Linked DNA regions of Homo sapiens: regions 2 and 3 are each linked to region 1. Evidence: read pairs that join two places in POLR2A ChIA-PET (ENCODE). Cell type or tissue: MCF 10A. All regions are shown on one strand. Links, peaks and the distances in the headings refer to the core of each region. The heading gives the core; the rest is flanking DNA. Region 1 overlaps KRT5 (keratin 5). Region 2 overlaps KRT82 (keratin 82). Region 3 overlaps KRT80 (keratin 80).

Region 1 (6,691 bases), core at 2,692-6,691:
TTTTATGGCTTAGCATATTACTTATCTTTGTGAATGTCCTTTGTGAGAAGAATGCTGTTGTGGGTACTGTTTTGTAGTTCTTTGTATATTCTGAATACAATTTCACATATATATAAAAATTATGTATATATATAATATTTATATATATTCAAAATTTTGCGGGGTTGTGGCTTACTGTTTTGCTCTCTTCATGTTGTTTTATGAACAAAGTTTATCAATTTTTTAAGGTAAGCTTTTTTCTATCCCATTTAAGAAATTTTTGCCTATCCTCACTCCATAAAGATATCTTCTGTTTTCTTCTGAATGAATTATTGTTTTACCTTTCACATACAGGACTATAATACAACTGAAAATGATTTTTATCTATGGGATGAAGTAGAAATCGTAATACATTTTTCCCATATAGACAGCCAACTAACCTTGCACCATTTATTGAAAAGACTATCCTTTTTCTATTGCACTGTAATAGTACCTTTGTTGTAAATCAATTGAGTCAATATGTAGTTTGCTTCTAGATTCTATATACTATCTCATAGGTCCATTTGTCAATCATTTCCCCAGCACCATACTTTCTTAATTACTACAACTTTATAATAAGTTTCAGTATCTGGAACTATAAGTCTTCCAACTTTATTCATCATTTTTTAAAATTTAATTTGATACTAAGTTCCGGGATACATGTGCAGGATCTGCCAGTTTGTTACATAAGTAAACATGTGCCGTGGTGGTTTACTGCATCTATCAACCCATCACCTAGGTTTTAAGCCCCGCATGCATTAGCTGTTTATCCTGATGCTCTCCCTTCCCCCAACCCCTTTGATAGGCCCCAGCATGTGTTGTTCCCCTCCCTGTCTCCATGTGTTCTCACTGTTCAGCTCCCACTTATAAGTGGGAACATGTGGTGTTTGGTTTTCTGTTCGTGCATTAGTTTGCTAAGGATAATGGCTTCCAGCTCCATCCATGTCCCTGCAAAGGACATGATTTCGTTTCTTTTTATGGCTCCATAGTATTCTGTGGTGTATACGTATCACATTTTCTTTTTCCAGTCTATCATTGATGGGCATTTGTGTTGGTTTCATGTCTTTGCTATTGTGAATAGTGCTGCAGTAAACATACACATGCATGTATCTTTATAATAGAATAATTTCTATTCCTTTGGGTATATACCCAGTAATGGGATTCCTGGGTCAAATGGTATTTTTGGTTCTAGATTTTGAAGACTCATCACACTGTCTTCCACAATGGTTGAACTAATTTACATTCCCACCAACAGTGTAAAAGCTGTTCTTCTTTTTTAGGGTTGTTTTGACTATTTTAGCTCCTTTTCATTTCCTGTCTTAGTTCATTTTGTGCTGCTATAATGGAATAGCTGAGTCTGGGTAGTTTAAAAAACCAAAAATTTATTTCTCACAGTTCCGGAGGCTGGGAAGTCCAGGATCAAGATACTGACAGGTTTGGTTGTCTAATGGGGGCTACATTCTTTGGAGGGGAGGAATGCTATCTCCTCAACTGGCAGAAGAGTAGAAGAGCAACCTAACTGAATCCTGTGTGAAGCTTCTGAACTCTGAAAGTCCCCATTTCTAAATATCATTACATTGGCAACATCCAAATTTTGGAGGCAATACATTCAAATCATAGCATTTCAACACAAATTTTAGAATAGATTTATCAATTTCCACAAAAAATCTGTGAAAATTTGATTGAAATTGCATTAAACCCATAGTTCAATTTGGAGAAATTGATGTATTTACAATATTAAGTTTTCCAATCCATGAAGATATCATATACCTTTGTTTATTAGGTCTTCTTTAATATTTTCAAAAGGATCATTTTAGTTTTTTGTCTTACACATCTTTGGTTAAGTTTATTTCTAGGTATTAGATTTTTTATGCTACTAAAAATATCTTTCAAATTTTGTTTTCTAACTGTTGTTTTCTAGTGTACAAAAGTATAATTGATATTTGTATATTGATTTTCTGGTGACCTTGATACATTCACTTATTAATTCTAGTAGTTTGTAGATTATTTTAATTTTCTATATATACAATTATGTCATATGTGATCGCCTGCAGTTTGCTTTTCTTCTGATCCAGAAGATGCTTATTTCTTTGTCTTGCCTTATTGCAATGGCTAAGATCTCCAGTATAAAGTTGAGTAATCATTGTGATAATAGTTATCCTTACCCCCTTTTTGTTCAATGGAAAAGTTTCATTTACTATTAAGTATAATATTTTTTGTTTTTTTGGGCGGCCATTTGATTTATCTCCCTTTATTCTATTCATTTTGTATATTACATGATTTTTTAAACATTAAACCATCTTGACTGCACTGATGCTTGACTGCTGACAACTTCTAAGCAAGCCCCTTGCCTCCCTTTCCTATTATGCTCATTATCTGGAAAAACTGATATGAAAACCGAGGTGTTCCTTCCTTTGGCAGTGATAGCAACTTCCAACTTCAAACCACATGCAGGCCCCACCCCTAATTACCATAAAAAACCTGATGCTATAAAAAACCCTGCTCACTCAAGCCACTTTTGGACCAGCTTGGAAGTCCTGCCTTGCTTTCCTCAGAAAGCCTTATTATTTGAGTTAAATATCCGTTCACCCCCTCTTGGAGTGTGTGGTGTGTGTGTGTGTGTGTGTGTGTGTGTGTGTGTGTGTGTGATGTCATCAGTCTCAACAGCTAAACGAAATTTTGTGTGGCTGTCCATCTTGCCTCTGGAAGGTGGTCATGACAATCAGCACTGTGAGCCTGCTAGATGTCTAGATGATGACTGCTTCCACCGGAGTCTTTTCTTTCTTGCTTTGGCTTCCAGTCTGGCTCTGCTGTCTTGCTCTGGGTTGCTGTGTGCTGACTAGGGGGCTCTTTGAGTTGTGTTGCTGCCTGCTGGCAAACTTGCCCTTTGAGCTGTGTTGCTTTGGGCTGCATTTGCTGAGTTCTGCTGAGCCTCTGTTACAGATTTAATTGACCCAAGTCAGAAGTTTCAAAAACTGGGATTTAAGGACAGGAGTATGGGATTGGGGGCCCTCTTAGGGAGGCCCTGAATCGTGTTCCTCAGCCCAGACCTGTCTGTATATACCGTATTGAATTGTATTTCTTGATTCCAGCATAAACTGGGACTGATGCTAAGCTAAGGGGAATGGCTCTTACCCCGTGACTACTGGTTGTGTGTCTCAAGCGGGTGCCGGCCCTCATTCTACGGAGTTTTCAGGGAAAAGACTGATATGTGGTCCCTTCTGGTGGTCACTCATGTGGAAGAAGAGCAGTTACTACGTGGCATGCTGAAGCCACGCTCCTAAAAACAGATGGCAGCCAGGCGCGGTGGCTCACGCCTGTAATCCCAGCACTTTGGGAGCCCACGGCAGGTGGATCACCTGAGGTCAGTAATTTGAGACCAGCCTGACCAACATGGAGAAACCCCGTCTCTACTAAAAACACAAAATTAGCCGGGCATGGTGGCGCATGCCTTTAATCCCAGCTCCTGGGAAGGCTGAGGCAGGAGAATCACTTGAACCTGGGAGGAGGAGGTTGTGGTGAGCCAAGCTTGCGCCATTACTCTCCAGCCTGGGCAACAATAGCAAAACTCTGTAGGAAAAAAAAAAAAAACAAAAAACCAGAGTGCTTACTAACTAGAGTCCTGTAAAATGTCTTGGCTGCTGTTGCTGCTGTTGCTCCTGTTGCCACCGCTGCCGCTGCCTATGCCTCTGTTACCAGAAAAGATCCTCATCCTCCGGGTTATAGGAGAAAACACACATGGCACAGCCAAAGGGTTAATTCAACTATTTCCATGGGGGAGGCCTCGAGCCCTGACAATACAGATTTGAGACTCCTTGGAGGAATAAATATATAAATATGGGCAGAGTAGAGAGAATTCCTCTCCTGCCAAATTATATTCAGAAACCACAAGAAAGATAGAGAGAGAGAGAGAAACCTGAAAACAGGGAGAAGAAACAAAAAATTAAAACAAAGATCCATAATTTGATACAATTGGAAATCCAAAATTGGCTAAAATAATTTATACATCTAAAAGATAAAAAGGTGTGCAGGCTGTCTTGGTGTCTCCACCACATAAATTCTGAATTTACTTTCACATTTGCTGACATACAATAATTGACAATTCTTCATGGTCTTAATCCATACTGAAGCTCAAATAATACTTATACCTGGGGATCCTATTAAATTTAAACAAGGTACCCCTGTAATCTTGGGGAAGTTAATGAACAAAAAATAGAGAACAAACAGGCATGCCTCACTTTAATTAGCAGAACTACTGACTTGCTTAAATTTCCCACGATCATAGCATCCTCTAACGTTTCCCACAATGGGCATGGACAGTCTAACCCAATAAGTCATAAATTAAAATTAAATCAAGTCCTTGGCATTTATAAATTGGTTTGGCAAAATGGGACACCATGGGCCTCCCCAAGCCCTAGTTAAAATAGTTAATATGCCCCAGTGTAAATTAAAACAGGACCTTTAAGGAGTGAAGCCCATTAAACAGGATCTATTTAGAGAAGGGTTGTTTATATCCATTATTTTTCCATCAACAACCTAATTTGGCCTATTTTTAAACTTGGGAAAAATGAATGGTGCCTCACAGTGGATTACCACAACCATAATGTCATGGTCATGCCTACTAAGGCTCCATACCCAATATTACTGAAATTATTGACTTATCCAATTGGCAGCTGGTAGATATTTCCTTCTTATGGATTTGGCTGTCAAATATTCTGTTGAATGCCCGTTGCAACAGCTTCTCAGTCACAACTCGCTTCACCACCAAGGCGGCATGACACAGCTTTCCCAGATACTCAGGGATTGCCTCAGCAGCCCTGCCATGACATGCAATTTTTGCAGTCAAGCTCTTAAATGCATCTGACTTTCTCCAGGAGTACAGATATGATTTACATTGCTGAATCCTCCTCCAAAGAGATGCATTTGATACACGCGTTCAGGACATATAGATACCAAGGAGCTCAGAAAAAAAGGGTTTGCCGTTGTCCCACAGGTCATGCAAAGTCCTGCCACATTAAATTTCAGAAATTATTTGGTAAACCAAGAGCTACTCCATCCCTGACACTGTCAAAAAATAGCTATTGAGCATCTTAGCGCCCACAATATTACAATAGGACCAACATCTTTTAGGTCTTTTGAGGTCCTGAAGGCAACATATTCTTCATTTACAAACTTTACTTAAGCCCAAATATGCTGCTACTTGCAAATCATCTCACCTTGCATAGGGCCCTCTTTAACAAAAGGCTCTAAAATCTGTCTAAATTGTAGTACAATGCACATGCCCGTTAATGCCCTCCAGAGACTCCTTCATTGCAGAGACTTTATAATCTCTGTGCTTCTTGGAGTCTCTGGGCCACCCCCAATAGCCACTTTCCCTTAAATGTTATCCCATTCTCCCTGTGAATCATCAAAAGAACCAATCACATCTGGGTAGACTGACCCTCATGGTATCTCTAGGCTGATTGTAAACCTAGAAAAAAAAAACAATTCTGCACACCAGCTTATATTATAAAAGCATTTTATTGAACACATTCTGGAGGTAGTTAGAACCAAAACAAAATTTGGGATTGGGGTGGGGATTCTGTTTTGATGATTTAGATTTGGGAAAACTTTGGGTTCTCGTGTCAGCAGGGGCCATGCTGTGGGAAACCTGAAGGCTGATTTGAAGCAGAATATAGAACTGCGGCACGGGAGACCAGGGGCTGGGAATGGGGCTCTCCTGGGAACCAAAGAATGTGGTTCTGCAATTGGCTTGGTCTAGACTACTCTCCAGAAAAGGATAAAACATGGCTTGAGCAACTGCCTAGAAGAGGCAATCTCCATGGGCTGGGTTGCTGCACTTGGAAGGCAGTGACTTGCAGCAGGTTCTTAGCTCTTGAAGCTCTTCCGGGAGGAGGAGGTGGTGGAGACAAATTTGACGCTGGAGCTGCTACCCCCGCCACTGCCAAAGCCCACCCCCAGCCCTCGGCCACTGCTTGCACTGAAGCCAGAGCCCCCCACACTGAGCCCACCACCTAGGCCGACACCCCCACTGCTGCTGGAGTAGTAGCTTCCACTGCTACCTCCGGCAAGACCTCCACCGAGGCCGCCGCCAAGACCTCCACCGAGGCCACCGCCATAGCCACTGCCACTGCCATATCCAGAGGAAACACTGCTTGTGACAACAGCTGCAGGGAAAGGAGGGAGGACTCAGTGAGACCATCTGCCAGGCTGATCCTGCATGGCCCATTTATTTGATCTGCTGGTGTTGGAGCACTCTACTGGACCCCCTTTACAGAGTAGCAAACAAGGCCCGGAAGAACTGTCATTTAATTAAGGTCCCTAAAAAAGTGGGTGAGTGTAAGAGGCAAGGTGCTAGGTACTGAGAGGAGCTAGGTACTGAGGGGAGCTAGGTACTACAGGGAGCTAGGTACTGAGGGGAGCTAGGTACTGAGGGGAGGAGCTAGGTACTGGGGGGAGCTAGGTACTAGGGACAAGGCAGGGGACAGGGTCCAAGAAGCATAGGATGCATGGCTTACCCTTTAAGAGATGAGACATAAGCCACATTGCTTCCTGTCCCAATCTGTCCTTCCCCTCCACCACCCACAACTTACTAAGTGTATTATTATAAATAACCATATGCTGGGATGGGAAAAGTTTGGATCTAGAAACAGCAGAATTCTGAGTTGGCACT
Region 2 (6,880 bases), core at 1,481-5,480, 120 kb before region 1:
GCACTGAGTCTCCAGGCCCTGGGTAGCCAGCCCCATAGCAGGTGCTTGAGAGATGCAGAATGAGCCAATGAGAATGTGAAGGAATGGGTTCTGCTGACTATGCTTGCTCTCAGATCTGACTCTAGACTTCCCTTCAGCCCCTGTCCATACAGTCTTCCCTGTGATCCTGTCTCTGACCCTCGCCAGGCAGTCGTGAGCTGCTTCTTGGGGCTCCCATGCTGTTTGGCCCTCATTATTTATGAATCTTCTCTCCGGGAGGCTGAGCGTCCTTCCAAGGTTAAGAGGGAGTCTTAGTCAATTCTGCAGCACCAGCCTCTAATGCAGGGCTTGGCGCAGCATGGGTGCTCTTTGGGGAGAGTGGGGAGTCATCCCAACTCTCAGGAGAGGGGAGCCATAAGGGGGAAAGCACCCCCCAGGAGGGGCTGTTTCAGGGGGTCGGTGAGGCAGAGGAAAGGGGACTGAGGCCTCACAGAGGGTGGAAGCACCGCCGCCAAATCTCCAGGTCTTGGGCTCTCTAAATGGGGAGAGGAGACTGGAGTGTCCTGGTCCTCCTCACTCCATGGGCTGCCACCATCTTCACTGCTTTCCTGGAGCTGGGGGTATCCAGGCACTGAGAATGGTTCGGGATAGGGACAGAGCCTAGGGCTTGGGGGCTGCTAAGTCTAGACACAATAGAGGACCCCAAGGATTTTCTCTAGGATGTGTATAGGACACCATGTAGTGAGGAGGCCTGTGTGCAATGGGCTTGTGGCTTTTAACATGGCAAGTGACTTGCAAACCATTGGGGTGTGACGTGCAGGTTTTAAGTGTGATTTGTATAGAGCCCTATTTCTTCCACAGGCAATTTGCAAATTATTTACATGTAGTGTTTCTGTTTGTATAATAGTCTTCATTTCTGTTCCGAAGACTCCAGTCCCAAAAAGCTGCTCACCAGTTCCCCCTCAGCCTTATCACACTTTCCACAGAGCAGAGTAAATAATCCTGATTGCTATAATCCATGAACAGAGTAGGTTTATTTTGAACAGAAGCCCAGATGTTCAGGGCAGAGGCCCTGGAGCCCCAGTGGGACAGGCTTGGCATGAGGGGCTTCTGGGAGGTAGTCAGCCCACACCTCCTCCATCTATGAGCTCCTGAGCCAGGGCCTCCAAGTCAGCTGGGGCAGCCCCACATCACTGTCATATCAGACTCAAAGCAAAAGGAGCTAAAGGGTTGGGGAACAGGAAGGGGCGGCTATGTACAGAAGGGGATGGGTGGAGGGGGAACTGATTCCATTGAGAAAATGGTATCTGTTTTTGGTTTTCCAACTGTCCAGTAAACATTCCATATCCCTTTGCCCTTTGTTCTAGGCATTGGCCTGACATCACCTGCCAATGTGAGCTCAGGAGAAAGATTTATTCTCACAGTTTGGGTTCAACATACCTGAGAAAGTAAATCTACTGCCCAAAGGCCACCTCTTGATTCTCTGTGCTGAGAGGACATTGGCAGGTCCTGACTGATCCTGAAATCGTGGCACTTGGCTTTGGAATTTAGAGTGGGATTTGGGGGTGTCTCCTTTTGATATTTGCAGTGTGCATGTTTCAGGCGGTGTTAAAGGAAATTCACTTTTCTTAGGGGCATGAGAGCCTAAAGTAAGGGCAGTGTGAGCCTGTGGTGGGAGAGGAGCTGACTTTGTGAGGAAACTTCCATGGGATGATCCACAGAGCAGAACTGTGGTGTGCCCATTTGACCTTTTGGGGGTTATTGCCATTCTGCGGTTAAGAGCAATGCATGCTCTTTCTCTGCCGTCTGTCCCCACCATCTGGGCCTAGCTGAGGGTCTGCACACAGGTGAGTGGAAGGTGACTCATGAGGCAAAGGAGGGGTCCTAGGGGCAGCTCAGCTCTCAAGGAGGGAACACTGGAGGGGAATGTGGAGTCAATAAAGGGAGGTGGGGTTTTGGAACATCCTTGTCTTCAGCCCTGGTGGGAGTGTGACATCCAGGGCCATGGGGCAGGGGCTCTGTCTCCTGGATGTCTCGGATCATGCTAATGCTTGTGGCTGGGGGAGCTGCCCCCAGCTCCTAGCGTCATGCTGGATTTCCGCCCGCTCCCACAGCTCAGTAGCCCCTGGGGCTCGCAGGGGACATAGAGTTCACCAGTGCCCACGATGCTGCAGCCCCCATTGCTCCTGAGGACGCCAGTGCTGAGGACAGGCGTGCTGACCCCACATGGCTCGTACAGGAAGGCGCCTTTGGAGCTGCTCACTGCTGTGGGAACAGGAAGGGGTGCTCAGGGCCCCACACGGTGTGGCTCTCAGTGTACTGCCCTGAAACTACTCAGCCAGGCCATTCCTCCCACCTCCTGCCACTCACCTCTACAGACACCCCATTCCAGCCTCCAGCCTCCGCGTCTCCCACCCTAGCCACATAAAGTGCTTGCAAGGTCCCCATGCACCTCTCTCCTTTCCCTAGAGCCTGGGCAAGGCCAGGCTGGATTCAGCTTCACCATTTCTCAGTTTCTACTGGTCCCTCCTTCCTAAGCTTGCTTCAAATCCTCTTCCTCTAGAAGAGCATCCTCTTGTCAGGGTGGTTATTTGTGGCTTCTGGGCCCTGAAGCACTTGGACCATGTTGTTGCAAATCTGCTCCTAGTCTGACTCCCAAAAGATTTGGATAGCCCTTTCCACCAGCCTGGGAGCTCACGGCAGACAGAGCTCTTCCTTTGGGGTAGGGGAGGCATCAGAGGTCTAGGAAGGGGTGGTGTGGGCTGCCTGTGTTGGGGTGATCAACCCCCAAGACTCCAGAGCCAGTGGGGCATGGCTCATCTACTTACAGATATTCACGGGCCCGATGCCTTCGCACAGCCTGGGGATGAGAGGAAAAAGAAAACAGGTATCTACATCAAACAGATGCAGGTAAATGCAGCATCTCCCCGCTCCCGCCCTCATTGTGGACCATGTGCTGCTGTGGGTTTTCAATGAATGTGGGTAGGGGACGGGGTGAGAGATACTAGCAGCCGCCACCAGAGGGCTGGGTAATGGCCATACCTGGTAGCCCATCTTTGACCCCCTCCTGGAGGAGCTCACCTGTGCTCTTCACCCTCCAGCAGGCGCCTGTAGGTGGCGATCTCGATGTCCAGGCCCAGCTTGGAGTTCATCACCTCCTGATATTCCTTGAGCAGGCAGGCCATGTCCTGCTTGGCCTTCTGCAGAGCCTCCTCCAGCCCTGCCAGCTTGCACTTGGCATCATTGAGAGCCGCCTCGCCCTGCTGCTCTGCCTCAGCTATGGCACCCTCAAGTTTGCAGCGCTGTGGGAGGGGCGCAGAAAAGCATCACTGGGGGCCCTGGAGCCCCAAGCCAGACTCGCAGAAGAGCAGAGAGAACACGGGGGTGGCTACGTGCCAGGCTCACATTTGCGAGCTTCATCCTAGGATTGCGACATCTGGTTCCTCCAGGGAACTGGGATGGGTTTTCTGTCTAAAATACCTCCAAGAGAGCGGGGATTTTCCTCTTAAGTATGCTGAGAAATTTCTGTGGGGTTAATATGTTTTAAATGCCCAGCTGGTCTTCCCTAGCCCAGGAGAATGGAGTGGGTCTGATTTTATGAACAACTGAGAGTCACCTTGAATTTCAGGATCATAGAATCACAGTCTTTGGGTCTGAAGGGACCGTGGAGTGCATCTTTTCTATACTTGCACCTAGTGAAGCATCCTTGCTTCTCATCTTTGACATTGGTCACCTCGTTTCTGTTGGGGACCTGACTATTTCCTGTGGCTGCTCATCCTGCTGTGGGTCAGCCCTTTGGTAGAAAGGGCTTGCTTCTGCTTGAGCAAGGCAGCACAAGTTTATTCCCTCTTCAATGGCACTCACAGCAAGGATTGAACCCGCCCTGCACGGCACAGACTGGCCAGTCAGCCCAGGATGGCTGTTGCAGCAAGGAAGTCCTCCCCAGCCTCACCTGGGCTTTGACATTCTCGGTTTCTTGCTGCAGCCGCTGGATCAGTTTATTCATTTCCAGGATCTCGTTCTTACGGTTGCGGAGGTTGTCACAGTGGTTCCCAGCTGTGACTCTCAGCTCCTCATACTGCCAGGACAGAGAGGTCAGAGCCCCAGGCCCCACAAGATGGCATCTCCTAGCCTCTTTTCTCACTGTTCCCAGTCTTTTCTCCCGTGACTTCCTAGTTCAGGTGTTCTCTGGTTCTCATACTGGTTCTGCTCCTTTACCTTCTTCCGCTTCTGGGCAATTTTGGGTCCTTTATGTGGGCTGTTCCTGATTCCCATCTCACCCCATCCCCAGCTCCAGGCTTGTTAGATTTTTCTCCAGCCTCTGAGATCCCCTCCTCTGTTGAGCTGTTCTGTGTCTGGTCCTTTTCTCTGTCCCAGAGCCCAAGTTCACCTGAGGGCTCCCTCCCTTTTAGATATGCCTCTGGAACTTGGAAGGGGTTTCTGTGCTCAGCCTGGGTTGCCTAACAGACCAAGGACTGCCCATTAGGATGGGTCTGCCCATCAGGATGAGAACATTTGTATGTTTTCCACAAAAACAATAAAAAAAACAAAATGCAATTTATGTCCTACCTTGAGGTAACACTTTTTTATAAAAACCTTTGCACTCTGAATCCAATTTCTGAATAGTAGTGTGTACAGATTACATTTGTAAGTTTTAAAAAATTAGCTGACTTTAGATTTTCTGATAGTGAGTGGGAGCATATTATATAGAAAATGCAAAATGAGAGATAAGCACATAATCACACTCATTGGCTCTTTTGTTATTTGGTTACAGTAGGAAAGTCTGCAGTTGCCTAGTAAATATCCATTGTCCTCTTCTTAAAACAGAACCCCTGGCTGGGCTCAGTGACTGACACCTGTAATGCCAGCATTTTGGAAGGCTGAGGCGGGCAGATCATTTGAGGTCAAGAGTTCAAGACCAGCCTGGCCAACATGGTGAAACCCCATCACTACTAAAAATACACAAATTAGCTGAGTATGGTGGTGCATGCTTATAATCCCAGCTACTTGGGAGGCTGAGGCAGGAGGATCACTTGAACCTGGGAGGCAGAGGTTGCAGTGAGGCGAGATTGCACCACTCACTGCACTCTAGCCTGGGCAATAGAGCAAGACTCCATCTCAAAATAAACAAACAAACAAAAAACAAAAATAACAGCAACAGAAAAAACCCAGAACCAAATAGAACACTGCTTTTATTTAGGGTAACAATGAGCCCAGATAAGAGAATATTTCTCAGTCTTCCAATCAATGAGATCTATGACCATGGCTGGGTAGGGCTTCTGGGTAAGCTCTTTAAAGGGGGGAATGACCCAGTTGGCTTTTTTTGCCTCTGTTCTCCTTGCTGCCAGGCGTAAGCATGTGAGATTGGAGGTGCTGCAGCTTTCTTGGAACATGAGGCAACCAAGAGGATGGAGCATGTATTACAGATGGCAGAATGGTGAACTCAAAGGATCCTGGGTCCCTGATGATGTCACAGAATCTCTGTGTCATCCTGGGCAGTCTATTTTGTACTTCAAGCTACTTTAGAAAAAAGTAAAAATTCAATTTTAACTTTTTTTTTTTTTTTTAGAATTTCTGATCCTGGTAGCCAAATGCAATCTTCAACTAATAGAATTTTCTCTAAGATTCTGACTTAGCAGGATGGGAAAATGAGGTGGTTGTAATCCTGAACCCAACATGGCTGATGGTTGTTGCCAGGGGCAACCAGAGGAAGGGCCAGCCAGAGTGAAACCTGGCCGTGGGTGGGTCACAGACAGGTTCACCAGGAGCTGACTCCATTTCAAGTTTTCATACTTCCAACCACCATGGAGCTCCAGAAAATGGGCAGAGCATCACTTTGGGCACTCCCTGGGCAGTGGCACCCACTGCCTTCAGAACAAAGCCAAATGACTTAGCACAGCCCTGCAGATGCTGTGACCTGGCCTCAAGCTACCCCTCCAGCCCGATCTCCACAGCACATGGCACTCCAGGCCCCTCAATTTCTGCTGCTGTGTCCTAGCACCTGCTGCTCAGCCTGGCACACCCTCCCCCCATCTCCCCTTTGAATCTTATTTGTCCTTCAAGATTAGATCAAATGACAACACCTTTGCCTTTGTGACACAATTTGTTCCCTCTGTCATCAAACTCCCTTTACCTGCTGCTCCACCTTTGCAATCACTTCCTGCTAGCTGGTGTTTTGGTTTGGGAAGCACATCCTTGCTGGCCACCCTAATTGAAACTGCACTCCAACACTCCCTACCCTTCCCCTGGTTTATTTGCTTCCTAGCACTTGGTATCACAGTCTAACATACATCCACTGCACTTATGTGCCTTGTTTATCATCCATCACCCTGCCCCTCCAACCCTACCCTGGAACCCAGCTTGTCTCTGGAATGAAAGCGACATGAAGGCAGGGACTAGTGTCTGTTCTGTTCCCTGCTGTGTCTCCAGCTTCTAGAACTGTGCTTGGCACGTGGTTGATGCTGAATACACAGTGTTGAATGAGTGGACCAATGAGTGCATGCATGCATGGCGCCTTTCACAGGCAGGGCAGGAGAGGCTGAGATGATGATATTTGTTAAATCTAATTACCCTTAGGGCCCCCCTGCCCTCCAAGCAAGCCCCTAATTATTAAGTCTGAGGCCATCTTAATCACTGTTTCTGCTCTACCATTAGTAGCCACCCCATGCCACTAGCCTCCTCCCACGCCTCGAAGCTTAGAGCCCTCTTTGCCATCATTACAGTTCAGTAAAACCAATTAGTGTTTACTGAACGCTGCCTACAGGAGCACTTCCAGTGAGTCTGCAGGTAAAAACTGCTGGGCGCCCTGGCACCCTGATGACAGGCCTGGATTGTCCGGGGCGGGGAGGGGTCCCTCCCACGTGCTCTGCAGGGAAGTGGCCTGGGGCCTGGCAGAAACAAC
Region 3 (6,880 bases), core at 1,508-5,507, 340 kb before region 1:
ACTTGGGATTTGATTTGGCAGGATTGGGCCCGTACGCATCAGAATACATTCTGGGCTGTGTCAATTCCCAGTAGGGCAGAAGTGCTTAAGAAGAAACCCTGCCACCACTGGGGAATCCCCAGCATGTGTGCTGGCTAAAGCAGCCTGTGTGGTGCCTGGATATGTCAGGAGGCGCTGGGAACATAGGTCAACGTTGGTGCAGTCTCAGTGCAGCACAGTGTATTAGTCAGCCCAGGGGCCTGGCTGTGCTTATAGTGTGTTCTTAAACACACTATAAAGAAATCCCCTGGCTGGGCGCTGTGGCTCACACCTGTAATCCCAGTACTTTGGGAGGCCGAGGCGGGCAGATTACTTGAGGTCAGGAGTTTGAGACCAGCCTGACCAACATGGTGAAACCCCATCTCTACTAAAAATACAAAAGATTAGCCGGGGATGGTGGTGGGTGCCTGTAATCCCAGCTACTCGGGAGGCTGAGGCAGGAAAATTGCCTGAACCCGGGAGGCAGAGGTTGCAGTGAGCCGAGATCCAGCCACTGCACTCCAGCCTGGATGACAGAGCAGGATTCTGTCTCACACATACACACACAGACACACACACACAGACACACACATACACAAAAGAAAGAAATCCCTGAGACTTGGTAATTTATAAAGAAAAGACATTTATTTTGGCTCACAATTCTGCAGGCTGTACTGGCATGGCACCAACATTTGCTCAGCTTCTGGTGAGGGCCTCAGGAAGCTTACAGTAAAGGCGGAAGGTGAAGGGGGAGCAGGCATATCACATGGCGAGAAAGAGGGGAGAGGTCTCAGACTCTTTTAAACAACCATATCTATGTGAATTGAGTGAGAACTCACTCATCACCAAGGAGATGGTGCTGAGCCATTCATGAAGGATCCTCTCTCATGATCCAAATACTTCCCACCAGGCTCCACTTCCAACACTGGGAATTACATTTCAACATGAGATTTGGAGGGGACGAGCATCCAAACCATATCAGATGGTGAGACAGGAGAACTTTGTGTGTACCAGCTGCACTGGTCTGAAGATATAACTAAGTCCCTGGACTTTTTCTCCCTTAATTGGAGAATTCCTAATGTTCCATGATCAGCCTGATTGACCAGTGGCTGACTGGTCCTGAGAGGGGAGATAAAAACAGACACACAGCTTTCTCCATAGACAAATCTCAACACTTTATTCATCCTGTGGCAGCAAGAAGGGGACATGGCCCCAAGATAGCCAATCAGGTGAGGTGGCTGGAGTATGTGTTATCTTTCCAGATAGTACATACAGACTGATCATGCAGAAACAGGAAGGGAAGCAATAAGTTAAAAGCCACATAAGTTATGAAAAAATAATATATACTTTATATGTCTTGTATCCCCACTGAGGATTTGCTCCCTTGGAAACCAATGAAGAGCCTGAGGAAAAGCACCAATCAGCACCCTCTTTTGGGACTTTGGGGATGAGAATCTCTGAGTTCCCATGGCCAGAGAGTCAGTAACCCTCCAGTGCTCCCCACAGGCCTGGAGGGCCTTGAGGCCTGGGATGGGCCCAGACCTCTGGCCAACATGTCCTGGCAAATGAGATGAATGAATCTAATGCAGTCTAGAAGAGGAGGTGAGGCAAGGGGCAGGGAGGGGAGAGGAGAGTGAAGGAGGGAAGGAAGCTGTGCAGTGGGAGGCTGGTGCCGCTGGGATGCCTCTGCAAGCCTCAGCATTGAGAGCCAAGAGGAGGAGATAGGAGTATGCCTGCCAACACCCCTGTCTTCTGGTGGGATGTGGAATTTTCCTCTCTGGTAGAACCCTTGTAAGGCTGTCATTTGGGCCCCACAGCTGGACCTCAAGGGCTTGGAAGCTCCCAGACTTGCCTGGACTGTGCCTTCTTCCTGGCCTGCTGGAGGCAGGGGGAGTGGGCATGGAGGGAGGAAGGGGAAGGAGTGAGAAGAAAGGAGGAGCTCTAACCCCATAGGTGTGGGGGGTTCCTGGGCTCCCCCATGAATGCCAAGGAGGGGAGGGCCAGGCTATTTGGCCCAGTGGAGAGGAGAACAGAGGCCCTGAGAAGTGAGATTCTTGGGAAGTGGGCCTGGGGCTTCACGGCAGGGGTGGGACCAGGGGTCTCCAAGGCCTGGTGCACCAAAGCCCGGTGCTCAGGCTGGGAACAACCCGGCTGGGGGCACAGAGCTCAGATCCAGGCTGGGTAGGACCCCAGCATGGCAGGGAGGTGAAAGGAAGATCGAATGCTCCTGCCCAATCTCAAGCTGCCATCTGGCTTCCACTCCCAGGGAGTTGATTATGGCAAGAGCAGCTTCCGGAGAAGCTGCTGGGAGCTGGCTGGGGGCAGCCCATCCAGTTCTGACTACTGCCTACTGGGAGGGACCCATGGGAGGAGGAAGGGATGCGGGTGTTCGGGCTGATCTCTGGGGCCTAGGCTTAGGTCCCAAATAGCCAGGGCCCCTCCTCCCTTCACTCCCTAATACTGTCAGGTCTCTGGGGAGCCCAAAGAGCACGGGAAAGCCAAGAGGGTCTTCAGCAGCCAGCCTTCCCAGGAATTCCAGATACAGGACAGGGCCCACGCCGTCCTCCTCGGCTCCCGCACATAGGTGGATGAGCCAGTCCCAGTCCCAGTTCCGAGGCAGAGACAAGGCAAGGCTTGAGATAGGAGTCAAGGTCAAGGATTGGGCAAGAGTCAGAGGGGCCTTGGCAGAGCCTGATGCTGGAGGAGGAGCCTCAGAGGAGCGAGGAGGTGGAGACAAAACTGACCCCTAATTCCGACTCACCCATCAGGAAAACCTCTGGCCAGAAGGTTGGAAGGATGGGACTGTGAGATACTGATATGGAGCGGAGTGGCTCTGAGGAGCTGGTGATGCTCCTCTCCCACCCTGGCAGCCCACAAAACACAGTCAGTTTTGAACCCCTCTCTCAGTTCAATATCAGGTTTTGCCTCTCTTCTCAACCTAGAGGCTCCAAGCTGCTTTCTTGAGTCTAGCTTAAGTCCCTCCTGCTGCAGTGGAGTGCCCTGGGGTTCCTGGGGTCCAGCCGCCTTACTCTGAGACCTCCGACTCCTGCGAGAAGTACTTCTCTGACATTTCGGTGATTTTGATCACGGGGCCTTTGCTGCCCTTCTTCTTTCGGGAGGGGGCCTTGGAGAGGCCTGATCTGGAGGCAGCTACAGGGAACATAAGGGGTAGGGGAGGGAAGGGGCTGGAGGTTTGGGAGCCACTTAAAATGATGCCTTTAGGATCATGATCCCCTACACCCTCACCCTCACCCCACCATGGGTTCTCGGGGCAAGAGGACTCACCGGTTTTGCACCTGGACTGCACAGCGCTGACCACAGTGGCTGAGGGCGAGTCCATCCTGGGGGTGGGGGACGGGGGGGTGGGAGAGGGATATGATGGGATGCGAAGAGAGCCTGTGGCTTAAACTCCCCTGGGGGCTGGCAAGTGGAGGGTAGTTCTTGGTGGTCACTCCCAGCCCTGGGGTTGCCCTGTTGTGTGGCCCTGGCTAGCCAGCTTGTCCTTCCTGGGCCTCTGTCCCATCTCCATGGCATAAATGGCTAATAGCATTGAGCACTGAGTTTTGACAGGCATTTGCAGGCATAATCACATGAATCATCCCTGCCACAGGTGAACCATGTTTATGATCAGCCCACTTTCCAGATGGGGAAACAGGATGAAATGAACTGGGCCAAGGTCCCAGTTTGTAAGTGACTAAGCCAAGACTTAAACCCAGGCCTGGTAGGCTCACTGTATCATATTGGAAAGGAGAACTGACTTTGTGTAGGCCTGGGCCTCCAGCCCTCCTTCCCCTGCAGCCCTTCCTCACCAGCCCTGGCTCTCACCTGCCCTCCTCGCCCTCCACCAGCTTCCTGTAGGTGGCGATCTCGATGTCCAGGGCCAGCTTGACGTTCATCAGCTCCTGGTACTTGCGCAGCTGCCGCGCCATGTCCTGCTTGGCCTGCTGCAGGGCGGCCTCCAGCTGGGCCAGCTTGGTCTTGGCATCCTGGAAGGCCAGCTCACCCTGCTCCTCAGCTGTCTTGATGTTCTCCTCCAGTTTCAGGCACTGCAGCCAGGAGGACAGAGTGAAAGGGCCTGTGAGCAGGGGAAGGAGGAGCGGGCCAGGGCCAGGAGTCGTCTCTGTCCTTGGTGGGGGTAGGTGTGGGGAGGGAGGGCTGAGCAATGGCATTTCTGGGTGTGGTAACTGGTTGCCATGCAGCAAGAGGGAGTTCAGTTAGACCTGAAGAGGCACCTTCCCAAGGCCAGAGGAAAGCACCGCAAGCCACTAAAGGAGCCTGTCCCGGCTGTCCTTATGGGGCAGCACCTGCCCTGAAGGTTTGTCCTGGCTGGAAGCTGGGACTTAGGCCTCTACTCCCTCCTCTCTGTGTAGTTGGTGGGGGTTCCCAGGAGGGAGGCAGTGGGCTCTGGGTGTGTGTAGTGTGGGGGCTTTCTAACGTTCCAGCAGCCTTGACCAGATTACAGAGTATTTTTGTATGCAGAGCGCCTCATAACTACTTTAGGAGGCTGTGCTATTATCCCATTTGACAGATTAGGAAACTGAGGCACAGAGGCGCTAAGCGACCCACACAGGGTCACTCAGTCATGTCTTGCCTGTATTCAGCACACATGACTGTGTGTCTCCCTGCTCTCCTCCCCGCCCCCAGGCGCGTCCCCCAGATACTCACATGGCTCTTGACAGAGAGGATCTGGGACCGCAGCTTCTGGATGCGCACATTGAGATCCGCGATCTCGCTGCGGCTGCTCTGGAGGCTGCTCCCATACTCGGCCGAGCGGGCGGCCTGCTCCTCCAGCTGGAGGTACATGGAGGTCTCAGTGAGGGGCAGCTCAGTGCCGCTCCCAGCACTTGTTACCCGCCTCTGCTTTTTCTTGCATCCTCCAGTCCCATCTCCAACTCTGCAGCCCACCACGCCACGCCAGGCTCCCTCAGCTCCCCCTTCCACCTCCCTTTCTGGGTGGCCTCTCCTGGCTGCCCTAGCTGAGCCCCATGGGCCATGCCCACATCTGGCCTAGCATTGCTGATAACAGCACCACCTTGAACTCCTGGAGGGCACAGACCAGCTTCTGTGGTCTCCCCCCGCCCGCCCCGTCCCTGTGCTTCTCCATTCCTCTCTCATAGACTTTCAGGACAGAGAGCTGCAGGCAACCTCAGCCATCACCAGTCCAGCCCTTCCTGCCACCCAGAGAACTGTCCAGGCTGCTTCTCGTGCCCTGTGTGGTCAGCCCCACCTGGCTCCGAGAGTATGCCTCGGCCTCCTCCAGGCTGCGAGCCGCGACGGCGTCATACTGGGCCTTCACCTCCTCCACGATGCCGCTCAGGTCGATGTGGCAGCGGCTGTCCATGCCGACGGTCACCGACACATCCTTCACCTGTGCTGCCAGGTCCTTCAGCTCCTGACCGGGCACAGATGTGGGGGCTCAGGGCTGGTGGGGAGGGCACAAGGACCCTCAGCCCCACACAGTCACTTTGTCCCCGGGGTGAGCGGAGAGTGGAGCTGCTCCCTTCCTGTCCCTCTGGAGAGATGATGGAAGGCCGAATGCCTCCCTGCCACGTCTCCCCAGCCAGGACTCTCGGAAGGCAGCTCACTGCCCACTGCTCACCCACCCACAGTCCCCCTATCTGAGTGGAGGGCAGGCTGGGACTGTTGGTTTTAAAGGCTACCTGCAAGCTTCCCCACTGCCTGCACTGTTGCCCTCTCCTGGGAGGGATGGCCTACTCCTGGCTGATGGGAAAGGGCCAGAGAAGTCAGGCTCTGGGGCTGTGAGTTGGGCCCCTCTGTTTACTGTTTCATTATTCCTGTGCTGTGGGGTACAGCTCTGCCTCTCCCACTGGACGAGCAGCTCCTTGTGGGCCTGGCAGAGCTGTGTTCATCTCTGAGCCCCCACGTCTGGGAAAGGAGTGCCTCAGTTCATTTGGTAAATGTTGGGAGGGAAGCCAGGGAGTGACCAGGGTGGAGTGGGCTGGAGGCTGACAAACCTGTACTCCCCTCTCCCGGCCCCACTGAAAGCCAACAGCCTGTGAGGAGCCTGGGCGCAGCCTCCAGCACTCTGACTTCAGGGTCCCCCTGGAGACTCAGCGCCCACTCCCTCTCTAGCCAAGGGACATTGCCTGGACGACCACAATATTTTCACCGTCTCCTATCCCTGGAGACTTCTGGAAATGGTAAAACCCACCATTCCCTGAGGAATTCCCTGCAGGCTGGACTGTGCGCTGAGCGTTTTCCACACATCCTCACCAGGCTGGCACTGCTGCAGCCCCAGAGGAGGAAACTGAGGCATAAAGATGTTGTGGAGACAGCGGTGAGTGGCAGGGTGGGCCCCGGAGCCCCTGTTGCTGCTGCTGTGACGCTCCCTTAGCGGATGGAGACAAGGGGCTGACACCTTCTTCATTGTCTTTCTGGCCCCAGACCAGCTTTCTTTCCTGCTCACAGCCTCGCACCTTTCTAGCCAGAATGCTCAGGGGTGTGTAGGGAGGCAGGTGGGACCAGGGATCTCTAGAGGTTGCAAAGGGCCCTGGGCTGCTTATCCTGGAGATGCTGAAAAGGGTAGGGCCTCCTGTGGGAAGGAGGAGCAAGGCGAGTCGACTGAGAATTGCACCGAGTGAGTTGGTGGCAGGGAGGGGGCCAGGCAGGAGGTGGGTGTTGGGTGCAGACACATCATGCTCCTTCTGGCATTCAGAGTCCACCCTGACCCCTATTTCAATCATCAAATTTCAGTCTGCATTCCCATTTTGCTGACCGCCTCATCATTTTTTAAATGTGTTTGTCTGAATCAGGATCCAAACAAGGCCAGTATACTGCAGTTGGTCCATATGTCTGTAGGTCTCCTGTAATCTCCATTTCTCTCTTTTTTGTTCTTTGCCAT

The links. Peaks named below come from ENCODE experiments on the same cell type or tissue, not always from the same donor. Only the 100,000 strongest peaks of a DNase experiment are listed, where the experiment ranks them.
Region 2: POLR2A ChIA-PET joins it to region 1 with 15 read pairs; 4 of 35 experiments call an interaction of 5 or more read pairs at or near these places.
Region 3: POLR2A ChIA-PET joins it to region 1 with 7 read pairs; 1 of 35 experiments calls an interaction of 5 or more read pairs at or near these places.

Annotation. Positions count from the first base shown.
Region 1 is chr12:52,509,056-52,515,746 of GRCh38, forward strand. KRT5 (keratin 5) reads right to left here. Exons shown (of 9, transcript NM_000424.4): 9 at 5,520-6,185. The coding sequence ends at 5,887. Among named protein-coding and RNA genes, the nearest start is that of KRT5, 8.0 kb to the right of the region's middle. In MCF 10A, for the core only: no CTCF peak of the experiment used is centred there; a DNase peak (open chromatin) is centred at 4,816.
Region 2 is chr12:52,392,952-52,399,831 of GRCh38, forward strand. It overlaps KRT82 (keratin 82), which reads right to left. Exons shown (of 9, transcript NM_033033.4): 6 at 3,932-4,057; 7 at 3,061-3,281; 8 at 2,808-2,839; 9 at 980-2,244. The coding sequence ends at 2,024. Among named protein-coding and RNA genes, the nearest start is that of KRT82, 9.9 kb to the right of the region's middle. RefSeq lists enhancers at 2,750-3,251, 3,374-3,543. In MCF 10A, for the core only: CTCF peaks have their summits at 3,059 (motif pointing right) and 3,261; DNase peaks (open chromatin) are centred at 3,110 and 3,380.
Region 3 is chr12:52,168,355-52,175,234 of GRCh38, forward strand. KRT80 (keratin 80) reads right to left here. Exons shown (of 9, transcript NM_182507.3): 5 at 5,246-5,410; 6 at 4,684-4,809; 7 at 3,844-4,064; 8 at 3,304-3,359; 9 at 642-3,168. The coding sequence ends at 3,044. Among named protein-coding and RNA genes, the nearest start is that of KRT80, 20 kb to the right of the region's middle. In MCF 10A, for the core only: a CTCF peak has its summit at 3,844 (motif pointing right); a DNase peak (open chromatin) is centred at 3,787.